2 separate regions of the Homo sapiens genome follow, and region 2 is linked to region 1. A link is a contact called in ENCODE Hi-C data. All regions are on one chromosome and are shown on one strand. Each heading gives the region's core, a stretch centred on a gene start or an enhancer-like site at or near the end of the contact. The rest is flanking DNA. Distances are from core to core; before and after follow the strand shown.

Region 1 (6,555 bases), core at 1,420-3,919:
TTAATTGGACTTACATTTCCACACAGCTTGGGGGGCCTCAGAATCATGGTGGGAGGCAAAAGGCATTTCTTACATGGCGGCAGCAGGAGAAAATGAAGAAGCAGCAAAAGCGGAACCGCCTGATAAACCCATGAGATCTCTTGAGACTTATTCACTATCACGAGAATAGCATGGGAAAGACCGCCCCCATGATTCAATTACCTCCCATTGGGTCCCTCCCACAACACGTAGGAATTCTGGGAGATACAATTCTAGTTGAGATTTGGGTGGGAACAAACCCAAACCATGTCACTCAGTTTTATGTTAATTACGTTTTTGTATTTTTCAATTCTGAAGTTTCTATTTGGGCCTTTTTCATCTGTGGAGAATTTCTGATTTTCCATTCATTTCAAGGGCATTCACCTTTACCTTGTGGAAGATGATTACATGGCTGCTTTAAAGTCTTGTATGACAATTCCAGTGCTTGATTTTTTTGTGGTTGGCCTAGAGAAAGGTTAGTAAGGACTTTTTAGAAAAGTCAAATTTGTGTGACTCTATCTGTAGGTATAGCTTGGAGATGATGGCAATAATCATAATATGTGAAATGTGTAACTGTGTAGTGCTCCATAGTTGATAAATACTTACACATATAAAATCTGGCTGGGTGCAGTGGCTTATGCCTGTAATCCTAGCACTTTGGGAGGCCAAGGCAGGTGGGTCAGGAGTTCGAGACCAGCCTGGCCAATATGGTGAAACCCTGTCTCTACTAAAAATACAAAAATTAGCCAGGCATGGTGTTGCACGCCTGTAATCCCAGCTACTTGGGAGGCAGAGACAAGAGAATTGCTTGAACCTGGGAGGCGGAGGTTGCAGTGAGCCGAGATTGTGCCACTGCACTCCAGCCTGGGTGACAGAGTGAGACTGTCTCAAAAACAAACAAAAAAAACATCTTATTTGACCCTCACAAGTGCCTTATTAGGCAAACAGAAGAAAGGTTATATTATTCATGTTCAGTTTAAGCAGTTTAGACTCAGGAGCCTAAGTCCTTTGCCAGGCTGTACAGCCAGTAGTAATAAATTCGATATTAATAATAAATCTTCCTACTCTGAGTGCTGTAATTAGCCTTGGGCTGAAGTTAGGGCATAGGCTCAGGGAAACTCAGGACGGGAGAAACTAGATGAAAAAGCTAACGGAGCAGCCATAGCATTGACTGGGCATGGTGAAGACCAGGGTTCTGAAAGCTGAGGATCACAGTGGACCTGGATCAGGACATAGATTTAAAAATGCAATTAAGCTCCAAGGTTTAGAATTCCAGGCATGGGAACAGGCAATGCAGAACAAGGAACTAAGAATCAGCTCAAGTGGGGACCACAGCGGCAGGAGAGGAGAACACAGATCTACCAAAGACCTCTAGGACAGAAACTTTCAAGGTACTTCTTGCCAGGGGTAAGACTGAAGCTAATATCTAGAATTCAATTACAAAATCGCACTTTGGTTCCTCCATGCTAACTTGAGGTTGAACACAGAACTCTAGAGCACAGACAAAATCAATATCTGCATGTGTTGCGGCTTCCTAAGGCCAGCTCCAGTTTTGATGATTTGCCAGAAGGGCACACATGACTTAGCACATAGTCATAATCATGGCTAAGATTTGCTGCAATGAAAAGATACAAGGCAAAATGAGCAAAGGTAAAAGGCACATGAGGCAAAGTCCAAAGGACCACAGGCACAAGTTTCCAAGAGTTCTCTCCCAGTGGAGTTGCACAAGACATACTTCCTCTAGCAATGAGTGTGACAATGTGTGATATGTTATCGGGGTGTCATTAGAGACTGTCCCTAAGGCTTTTACTGGGAGCTGGACATATAGGCATTCCCTGCCTACCATGTACCATGATTCCAGATACCCAGATGGAAAGCAGTTGTTCAGCATAAACCATACTGTCCACACAGTCTAGGCACAGTGAGCCACCCTTATCATTTAGGGAAAGTGTTTTATTTTATTTTACTTTTTTAGAGGCAGGGTCCTGCTCTGTCACCCAGGCTGGAGTGTAGGGGTTTGATCAGAACTCACTGCAGCGTTAAACTCCCAGGCTCAAGCAATCCTCCTGTCTCAGCCTCATAGTAGCTAGGACTACAGATGTGTGCCACCACACCTGACCAATTTATAAAATATTTTTGTAGAGACGGAGTGTTGCTATATTGCCTAGAACTTCTGAACTTCTGACGTCAAGCAATCCTCCTGCCTCAGCCTCCCAAGGTTATAGGATTACAGGCATGAACCACTGTGCCCGACCAAGGGAAAGTTTTATATCAGTGTAGGTACCTGTTTACCAGTTAAGTTCCCAGATGTCAGCCAAGGGCCAACTTTGCAAGCAGGCCTTTCTAAGAATAGCAGTCTCAGGTCTGCTTTGCTAGTTCTTTTCTACACATTGTATTATATACTGATGCATATTTTTACCAACATATAAGGGTATGACTGATGTGTATCCACTCTTAAGGCTGTTATTTCTGTAAATTGGCATTTCCAAATTCTTTTTAATATTCTCACGTTAGTATTCTCTCAGTTGCTTTATTTTATTCTTACATTTTAGTTTTTCCTCTCTCATTCTGTCTTCTTGAAACCATCCTCATAATAACATGCCAGGTTTTGGGCTGAAGGGCAGTCAAGCATTAATCAGGCTACACTTTGGCCCACTTCGCTGTAATTGCTAACTAACCGAAAGTCACGTAGGCCAGAACACAGACCATGAACTTCCTCATTGTTCCTATAGATAGCATCTTTAGCATTAGAAGTCTGAAACTTTCCATTCAAGATGATTTTCAGATTCTGAATTCTTTTTTAAAAATTGTATTATTATTATTTTTAGAGACAAGATGTTGCTCTGTCACTCAGGCTGGAGTACAGTGGCATGATCACAGTTCACTGCAGCCTCTAAACTTCTGGGCTCAAGTGATCTTTCCACCTCAGCCTCCCAAGTAGCTGGGACTATAGGTGCTTACCACCGCACCCAACTAACTTTATTTTATTTTTGTAGGAACAGAATCTTGTTCTGTTGCCCAGGCTGCTCTTGAACTCTTGGCTTCAAGAGATCCTCTTGCCTTGGCCTCCAAAAGTGCTGGGATGAATCTCTGTCATGGTGGCATGAGCCACCATGCCTGGCCCAGATCCTGAATTCTAGCAGGACAGCTCATGCCCACCAGTCTGAAGACACCAAAAGGAGAACTGACTCAATGCAAGAATGCAATTTCTTTAGTTCCATGACGTCACCCTTCATTCTTCAACCAATCAGTGATCCTTATACCTTGGCCCACTAACCATCCAAACCCCTTAAAATCCCTAGATCCTAAACTCCTTGAGGAGGTGGATTTGAGGTTTCCTCCAGTCTCCTTGTTTGGCTGCCTTGTGATTAAACCTCTTTCTCTGCTGCAATTCTTTGTGTCTTGGTGTATTTACTTACCACACATTGGACATTTTACCAAGAACTAAAAATAGAACTACCATTTGACCCAGCAGTCCCACTACTGGGCATCTACTCAAAGGAAAAGAAATCATTCTATCAAAAAGACACCTGTACTCCTATGTTTATTGCAGTACTATTCAAAATAGCAAAGTCTATTTATGTTATAATCAGATTTGTATTACAACTGTTTTATATTACAATAGCTTTATATTATAAATATAATTATGTAACCTATATATAGTACTCAGTTACAATTGTTTGTGTGTGTGTAACTATGTCTGTGTTGTAAAAATTATTCTACCAAAATGGGAATGGTAGGTAGAAAGTATATGCAGATAATTTTGTCTAACAATTTTGTCTTTCATTTTTGTCCAACAAATGCACTGTTTACCTTTTGCCACCGTACTCTCTGCCTCAGAGGGCTGACCTTTGTGGACTGTTTCATGAGTAGCCTTTGACTTTTGGCTTACAGCTGGTTTAATCACTGGGGAGGATCACCAGGAGACCTAGAGACTGGGAGGTGAATGAGGGAGGGTGGTTGCTGTCCTGGGAAGTGAATGAGGGAGGGTGCTTACTGTCCCAGATCTTTCCCTGTCGATTCTCTATGGGTTACCAAGTACCCTAGCAAATTTCACAGCTCCTCTCAGATGGCCCTCTCCCATACAGCTGTTCTCAATAGGTTTCCATAAACATTGCCTTCCAGGCTAGATGTAGTAATAGTTCCCTGGTGTTGCAAACTGTAGGGAACCTACTATTGCTTATTGCTTTCCCTAAATACTATCTGCACATTTTGCTGGAATTCTGACTGAGATATGTACTCCTTTTTCTTCAAATAGATTAACTCATGCTTTCAAGTCTTATAAATCTCTTATTACTAAATATTGGAGAAATTTCCTACCATAAAGCTCCTACATTGATTCACCTATATTGTTTAAATAAGAGGCCAATGCTCTAATTTCCAATTACCTCTGAGCCTCTCTGGCATCCAGCTCACATTATAGGTAGTCAGAATTTAAGATATCTTTCATTCATTGTTTGGGTTGGACATTTCATCTTCCCATAAGTAGAAACATTTCAACAAAAATGTGAAGTGTTGTGATATTTGCATCCTAACTTCAAATGGTTGAGAACAAAATTTTCAAAGAAAATGAGAATACAAAAATAAAAAAGTGATTAATCCATACATAGATAGAGATAAACAAATGAGGAAAATATTAGTTGGTAAATCTTGGTGTTCTATGTAGTAGCAGTATTCCATTTTTCTGCAAGTTTGAAGTCTTTCAAGTAAAATATTGAGCAGAAATATTGCTGTGAAGAAATTTTTGACTAGCCTGATTTTTCTATTGTGCATGATATTTTTTCTTTCTTGCTTTAAAGCTTGCACAAATATCTTTTTATTCTTGAAGTTCATTATGTCAATTAAATTGTGTTTCTGTGTTAAGAATCTTACGTTAAAATTTCTCAGAGCATGGCATTTTTTTTCCAGATGGTGGACAAGTGTGGTGCAGCTGTGTATTTACCTAATCTTTTTTCAAAGTCAGAATTATTAAAGATCTAGAATGAACAGAAAAGATTCAAATTAAGAGTGACTATTTGAGAGTCATTAAAAGTCTGTGAAACGAGGGGATGTCTGGGAGTGCAGCTGGGCGGCAGCATCATGACGTCACAGATGAAACACAAGCACTGGAGCCAGGGAAACTGACTCCTCCATTCAAATTCTGACTTTACCATTTGTCAGATGTGGAACCTTGGTCTGATAATGCAACATTTCTGAACCTCAGTTTCCCCATCTGTAATATGGGGTGAATCTCTGTCTTATAAGATTGATGACAGAATTAGAGACAAGGAATGTAGACACTTAGTCTGCAATAAGTAGACTTATTCAGTGGAGCTCAGTAAGTAATTGGTCATTATTTTTCGTACATTAAGGGCTAGGTTACTGAAACCTTACAAATGCTTTCAGAAATTGGCAGGAGGAAACCACACATGTGTACTCAAGCAAGGACACCACACGGAGATACTGTGTTAAGCAGTTAGGCAAGAATAGAGTCAACTAATCATAGCAAGCCTTCTCTCCTCCCCCTATATTACCTGAATGGAAGGAACACTAGAGAAACACAAATTTTTGCTGCAGCATTGCCTTTTCACACTTAGGTATATGTCATTATTCTAGAAGAACATGTACCAACAACATTTGCTTGTTCATTTAAGGCAGTTTTTGCTGCACCTTGTGAAATATCTGTTCCCACAGGTGGCTTTATTTCTTCACAAGTTTATTCGTTTCACTGTTGTAGTCTCAATATTAAAATTGTGTGGTACATTGAAATTGTCAAAAGACAGAAGTTAAGTTCCCTGCCTCATTGGTATGAGCCCATTTAATAAGTTTCCTGCAGAGTTTCTGAGATAATTGCCTTCTTTCTCTTTAGCTGGGTCTGATTATATAACAAGAATAGATCCTATAATGAGAGACTTTATGCAAACATTAGACATCATAATTCCTTTCAAGCAATTAATTACCCTCAAGATTAAGTAAATTGATGCAACACTTGATAAATGTTTCAATTAATTAATTAATTTGAAAATACTTTTATATACAAACCTGAGTACAGCCTTGTTTTTAGTGATGTGAAAGATATTTTCATGAAGGCAGAGGAAAAGAGTACTCAGAAAAAGAGTACTAGCAGGCCGGGTGTGGTGGCTCATGCCTGTAATCCCAGCACTTTGGGAGGACGAGGTGGGCAGATCACCTGAGGTCAGGAGTTCAAGACCAGCCTGGCCAACATGGTGAAACCCCATCTCTACTAAAAATAGAAAAAACTACTGAGTGTGATGGCGGGTGCCTGTAATCCCAGCTACTCAGGAGGCTGAGGCAGGAGAATCACTTGAACCTGGGAGGTGGATACTGTAGTGAGCCAAGATCGCACCACTCCACTCCAGCCGGGGCAACAGAATGAGACTCTGTCTCAAAAAAAAAAAAAAAAAAAAAGCTGTATGTATCAAAACAGTGTGGTAATGGCATCAGGCTGGACATATAGATTAATGGAATAAATTGAGAGTCCAGAAATAAACCCATACATCTACGGTCAATTGATTTTTGACAACAGTGCTAAAATCA
Region 2 (6,310 bases), core at 599-3,098, 1.4 Mb after region 1:
TGTCCCTTTCCCTGAAGATTTTGGGATAAAGATCAACAATCTGTCTTTTTCTAAACCAGTGCTCCTACATGATTCTCAGGGTCTTTCAAATTCAAGAGACACTGGCCTAAAGGAGCTAAGTCTGAGTCTTAGCTCCTTTAGTAAAAGGATCTTAGAGATCATCACTTCCCCTCATTTTTCAGATCCATAATCTGGGGTACAGGGAGTGTCTGGGCCCTGCTAAAGTCATCCTACTCACTGATCGAGAAACTGTCTTGAGAACCTGGGTTTCCAAACTCCTGGCAAGGTATAGGGTGCTTTTTCTGCCACACCACCTGAAGATCGCCAAGATGGATGCATATACCTGGCGCCTTCGTGGAGATCAGAGGAGGACCAACAGCAACACATTAATCTGAGAGAACGTGCCTTTCCAGTAATATCCAACCGGTAGCTCATGTGATCACCCGGCACCTCAACAGTGTGCCATCCACCTCAGAGGGCTGGAGAGATGGCACCAACTAATCCTTCATGCCTGTTCCCAGAAAGAGATGGTGCTGGCCATGTTCAGTCTTGTCAAAATCTCTTTCCTGAGGCTTCTTTCTCCTCTCTTTATGTTTGCATCTGGGGAGTTAATCAAATAGATTGTGAATATTGGGAAAATATTGTATTTGATTTTACGTTCTGTATACAGCCAATGATAGGTCCTCAGAATATGGGGAAAATGATACAAAATTAGCTTTTTCTACTCTTTTGACTCAACTGAATTTTACTATGTGCTCTTTAAATCCAATATCTGTAAATTATTGCTGGGATATCTGGTATCTTTAATGAAGTCCATTTATTTTAAGGACATGTATAAAAATAAGGGAAAAAATCATTTACTGAGAGTATAAAAATCTGTTTAGGTGTTTTGAATATATTATATGTATTATATACTTGGTAGAATTATAAAGTAATAGGACTTTTTTTTTAAATGAACCCAAGTTTTCATCCCCTTCAAAGAAGTATTCCTGGAAATTAACCTGTGAGTCATATTAAAAAACCAAAAGAAAAACCTGCTTCATTTTTTATCCCAAACTCTATAATCTTAAATGATCATTCATACCACTACTCAAATTCCAGGTGACTTTTGAAAGGGGTTCCAAGAATCAAATTTGCCTGTGAACATACAGGTTTAAAATATTTAAATGCATGTGTTTCAGTTGTTGGGGAAATATAATTCTGCCAACACAAGACCCTTCTGAAACATAGAGAAGAGGGAGAAACCATTTATTACCTGGTGAGCATTATCAGATTTACACACACATCCAGCAGCATGGAAGTGACTATAAAGTCTGGACAGAATCGCACATAAATTTATACAGTAAAGTAGAAAAAAAGACAATTAAAATGTCTCATCTGTTTGACAGACAAATGAATATGCACCTTGTGATTGTCCCTATATGCCTCCCGTGTTAATTTTGGAGGCATGTATTTATAGTTCCAAGGGTCAGAAGGCTTGTGACCTGCTTTGTAAAATCAAAAGTTCTGTGGCCTCTTAGTTTTCAGAGACACTCTAAAGAGGAGAGCGCGAGAAGACATCCACATCCCTTATTAAAGAACGTTTTGTCACTTTACACTTACATGTGCCTTGAAGCCAATTCCCTAAGAAATGTTCCAGCAGTGATCTGAGACACATCTGTATGATTGGAAGCAGGATGTTACCTGCTAGGGTGACTATTTGGAACAAAACCCACTAATTTAGTTATCAAAGTCTCAGTATGTTTACTTAAAAAGTCAGTTCCAGTCCCAGTTTGTATGTGGGCAGAATTGCTAAATGTGAACGTTCATTTAAAAAGTCATTTTGCTGAGTCACTCATTCAGTGAAAACCCAAGGGAGTTAATTACACAGTGGGAGTAGAGGCCGTGAGGGCAGATGACTCGATTTGCTCACAGAAAGGAGATGGAAGTGAGGGCCCAGCTTGAGGAGCTGCCTGGGTAGTATTTTCTGAAAGACTAGCGGGAGTCCAGACACTTCCCAACTTGAAGGAAGTGCTACTCTTTTGTTTTAATGCTGTGACTTTGACTAACAGCTAAGCGGAAGCTGTGAGGTAAAGTGCCAAAGCTACAGGAAACAGGTAGAGGATTTGCCAACAAATAGAAATAATTAACATTTTCTTCTAAACAAGTAGTGATATGGGAGGCAACCTCATTGATGTTATGCTGGTTTGTTTTCCACTTTCTTTGATATACTCAGCTTTTTATTTTATTTTTTATCTTTTGAGACGGAGTCTTGCTCTGTCTCCCTAGGCTGAAGTGCAGTGGTGTAATCTCGTCTCACCGCAACCTCTGCCTCCCAGATTCAAGCAATTCTTCTGCCTCGGCCTCCTGAGTAGCTGGGACTAACAGGCGCCCACCACCATGCCCAACTAATTTTTGTATTTTTAGTAGAGACGGGGTTTCACCATATTGACCAGGCTGGTCTCGAACTCCTGACCTCAAGTGATCCACCAGCCCCGCCCTCCCAAAGTGCTGGGATTACAGGCATGAGCCACCACGCCCAGCCTACTCAGCTTTTTAGAGCAGCTCTATCCCATAAAATTTTCTGCGATGATGCAGATGTTCTGTATCTGTAGCTGTCTATATGTAGCCAGTGGTCACGTGTGACGATTGAGCACTTGAAATGTGGATCATGTGACTGAGAAACTCAAGATTTAATTGTGTTTAATTTTAATTAATATAAATGTAAATAGTTACAAGGGCCCAGCAGCTACCGTATTGGACAATACTTTGGAAAGAACCAAGTACTTCTATAGTTCCTGGAAAGTACTTATACTTTTTTTTATAAATTTTGCTCATTTATTTTTTTCTTCCACAGCCATATTGTTAACTGAAAACACATAAAGTACGAGTGTTACATTTTTTTTCTTTCTTGTTCCAAGTAACTTTTCCCTGTGTCTGCAGCGTTACAGGCCACTAAGGTCAATCTCATCCTCTAGGACAGGACTCAGTGGGAAGCGTGATTGCCTGGTAGTACTAGGCTTTTTCAGACTTGTTGGCACCCACCCTGATCAAGAGCTAGTAGAGCTGACATGTCTTAGCAACTTGGCAGACAGAGAAATCACCACTCACTTGGCTTTGGTCATTTCCCTTGTGTTCTCTATTTCTTTTCTGAGAAGACTCTGGGGAAGTGAGAAATTGCACTGCTCATGCTGTGGGCTCTGGCACAGAATTCTGGCTGTTGGGGCAGCAGATGTGCTGCGGGAGGTATCTTTCAAGGAACTGCATATGGGCCAATGTTGGAGGAGGAGGTATCTTTTTAGATAGGATTCTTTCCCTGCCACACAAATGCTGGCTCTTATCTCTATAATTCCCCTGTGAGATTTAATATCTCTTTCAACACACGACCATGTGTGTTGAATAAAGGTTGAATAAAGGCACAAAGCATAATTGCTTTCATTTCAAATCCTGCTGGCTTTATGTATATTCCTTAAACAAACTAGAAGGACACTCAGGGATGCTGTGACATTATTTCTTCATTTCACTAACACCTGTGCCGGAGACCCAGGGAGGGGAAGTGTCTTTTTGGGGGTCAGGGTTGCATGGCTGGTTCCTATAGAGACTGGATTTAGTCGATAAATTCTTGAAATTGGTTGAATTTGATTATATCGTCTCAATCATTAAAATATGATATATTTGATTTAGGGGTAGTATATTAATAATATTTATCCTAGTCTCCCCAAGAAATTGGGAAAGACCTTTGCTTTAATTTTTTTCAGGGCACCAATCCTGTAGTGAGCTCCTGCATGTACAAGCAATATGCTAGGGCTGTAACCTCTGCCTGGTGTCATTACCTTCATTAACATCAGAGTCTTGATAATAAAAACCCCAGGGCTAGGACTTCTGGCCCAATGTTGGGAAATAAATTCAGCAGCTATGACTTTAGTGACCCAGAGAGTCCACCCAGTCAAAGGTGACTGGTTATATTCAATGAAATTCCTGAACCAAAGGGAAAGCCTCTGTCCCACTGGAAACAGGCCCCCTCTCATGACTGTTCTCATTAGAACTGAATTGAGTTTCTCAGAGAATCCCACAGCCCTCTGCTAAAGAGAGACATGAGCCGTGGGAGCTACTTTTTTGGGTACTGATCCATCTGAATGCTGCCTCTGATCTCAGCAGAGCAGCTTGCTACCTACTACTTCTGTGAGTTTACTAGCCATCTTAGCCTGTGTTCTATTTGTGGTTTTATGGTTTAATCACCTAAGTCTATTCCATCTGAGTTCCTACTTCCTCTTTGCTTTTCCTGCCTTGCTTTTGGTAGTGTGCTTTGGTTCAACCCTCAGCCTACACCTGTGTTCCAGATGAGTCCATCTTACATCCTGACTCAAAAGAGGGGAACCTTATTTTGAAGCCTTTCTCTGGCTTCCTGCTTGCCCTTCTGTGTCCTGCCTGGAGCCTGTCTCTGCCACAGAAAGCAAATTCTGATTTGTTGTCTTCAGTCTGGTCCTCATAAATATTTTTCTAAAGCTTTTCTAGATAAAAAAGAAAGATGACTACCTCATAATTCTGACCCTCTATTTTCTCTGTCCCAGCTGCTGGTCTGGAAGAGAGAAGGCTGGATGCAGGAACACTTTGGCACAGGCTCCTAGGATCCTGGGATCAGGACATAATAAATTTACTTTGAATAAATGGTAATGAGGGTTCTTATTTGCATATGTTCTCATATATTTTTCTCCAAGCACTTTCATATTCATTGTTCTATTTGCTCTTCTTGATCTGGAGTAAAGAAATTACTAGATTACAAATCAAAGTAGGAGCTGAAACAGAAACAATCCAGGTCTTTGCACTTGCTGAGTTTAGAGGTTTAACACTGGGCTTTTTCATACGGTATTTCTGCAAACTTGTTACTTCTTCTGCTGTCCTTGTTTCAGTTAATATCACAATGTACCCCTTTACCCAATTTAGAAACCTCTGAATCATCTTCTATTCCTCTCTATCTCTGCCTACTCACATCTATCAGTCATCAACTTTTTAAATTTTTTTTTTTTACTTTCTCCTCTAAATATTTTCCCAGTCCACCCTTTCTCTACTTCTTTGAGAGGTAGTAAGGGTGTAATTCTGGTCTTTCCCATATATTACTTAGACGGTTAAAATTGCCTTCTAATGAGGTCTTCCCTCGTCCCACCTACTAAGCAAGTTTAATGCAAGCATTTGCAATACTGCTTTTAGGGTAGCCAAGATTGTCTGCTACAGTTTATTTCAAAATTTCTTTCCTCTCCTTGAAGGCTTTATGACCAACAGGATATGTCTAAACTCTTTGGCAAGACTCTCTCCAAAGTCACTTACTTCACTTATCCATCACACAGCCTAGTTTCCATCAAAGGATCTTTTGAATGCCTTCTGGGCTGTACTGAGCTTTTATGTAAGCTTTTCTTACAACCAAAAGGCCCACCCCGCCTATTGTGCAAAAGACGCCTCCTTAGACTTCAAGATATAATTTTAATTTTCCCTCTGCAAGCCTGTCCTTACTCCATCTCCCAGACAGTGGCAACTTTCCCCTAGATTCCAAGTCCATTGTCCATTCTGTACCTTTGTCTCTTGTCACTTGGATGCTGCATATACTTACTGTTGCACTTGTCTAACTCACAGCCAATGCATGGGGGTGAAGCTAGTTCTTACTCCTGTAAGTCTTGTATTCCACTTGCCATTTTTCTTGCTATCACACCAGCCTTCGTAAGTGCCGACATAGTGTGTAACATATATCAAATATGCATTAAATGTTAATTTTCTTGTCCACTCATGAAAGTAAAGCGACTGTCATTTATTTAGTGATTAGTCGTTGAGCTGTATGTACCTTATTGAGACTCAGTATTATTTCCATATTCTTTATAAGGATAATAAGATTTCTTCTCTTTTTGCTTTTTCTTCCAGGACATTGCAAAGTGACTCATTGTCAGTATAACAAATTAACCTGCTATAAATTGTTTATTGATTCTATTGAGTGATTGTGTTGTTCTTCTCAAGCATGATATATCCATTCATTAGGAGCCTTCCAAGGTTTTCCCTTAAACAGTGACATTAATGATTGGATAGCAGTGGGGCAGTGATGTGCTGGAGTCAGATTGTACTGGCTTCTGAGAATCAATTGTTAAGTTTTCATGATTTTTATTACCTGGTTGTTAAAAACAGCCCTCATTAAAAATTAAATTATGTAAACTTACAAAATAAGTTATATTTTAAAAGGCAAACACTCATTACTTTGTAATTATTTTGCAGCATTTAACTATTATCTATATTTTGAAGTTGTACATTTATTGTACCTGTGTAGTATAAATACTATATATATAATAAT

What was found. Hi-C counts contacts between places; a loop is a spot of excess contacts on that map. Pooled maps may share reads with other maps.
Region 2: a map with no recorded cell type shows a loop between it and region 1 (7-fold over the local background). The contact joins two enhancer-like sites. A Hi-C loop is called at or near these places in 2 of 37 single-sample maps with no recorded cell type and 3 of 50 pooled maps.

Annotation. Positions count from the first base shown.
Region 1 is chr18:50,310,187-50,316,741 of GRCh38, forward strand. No RefSeq gene overlaps it. Among named protein-coding and RNA genes, the nearest start is that of CXXC1, 26 kb to the left of the region's middle. Within about 2 kb of position 2,670, at least 3 of the 41 ENCODE cell types and tissues checked have a DNase peak (open chromatin) inside an H3K27ac peak, as active enhancers do.
Region 2 is chr18:51,723,668-51,729,977 of GRCh38, forward strand. No RefSeq gene overlaps it. Among named protein-coding and RNA genes, the nearest start is that of LINC01630, 330 kb to the left of the region's middle. Within about 2 kb of position 1,849, at least 2 of the 41 ENCODE cell types and tissues checked have a DNase peak (open chromatin) inside an H3K27ac peak, as active enhancers do.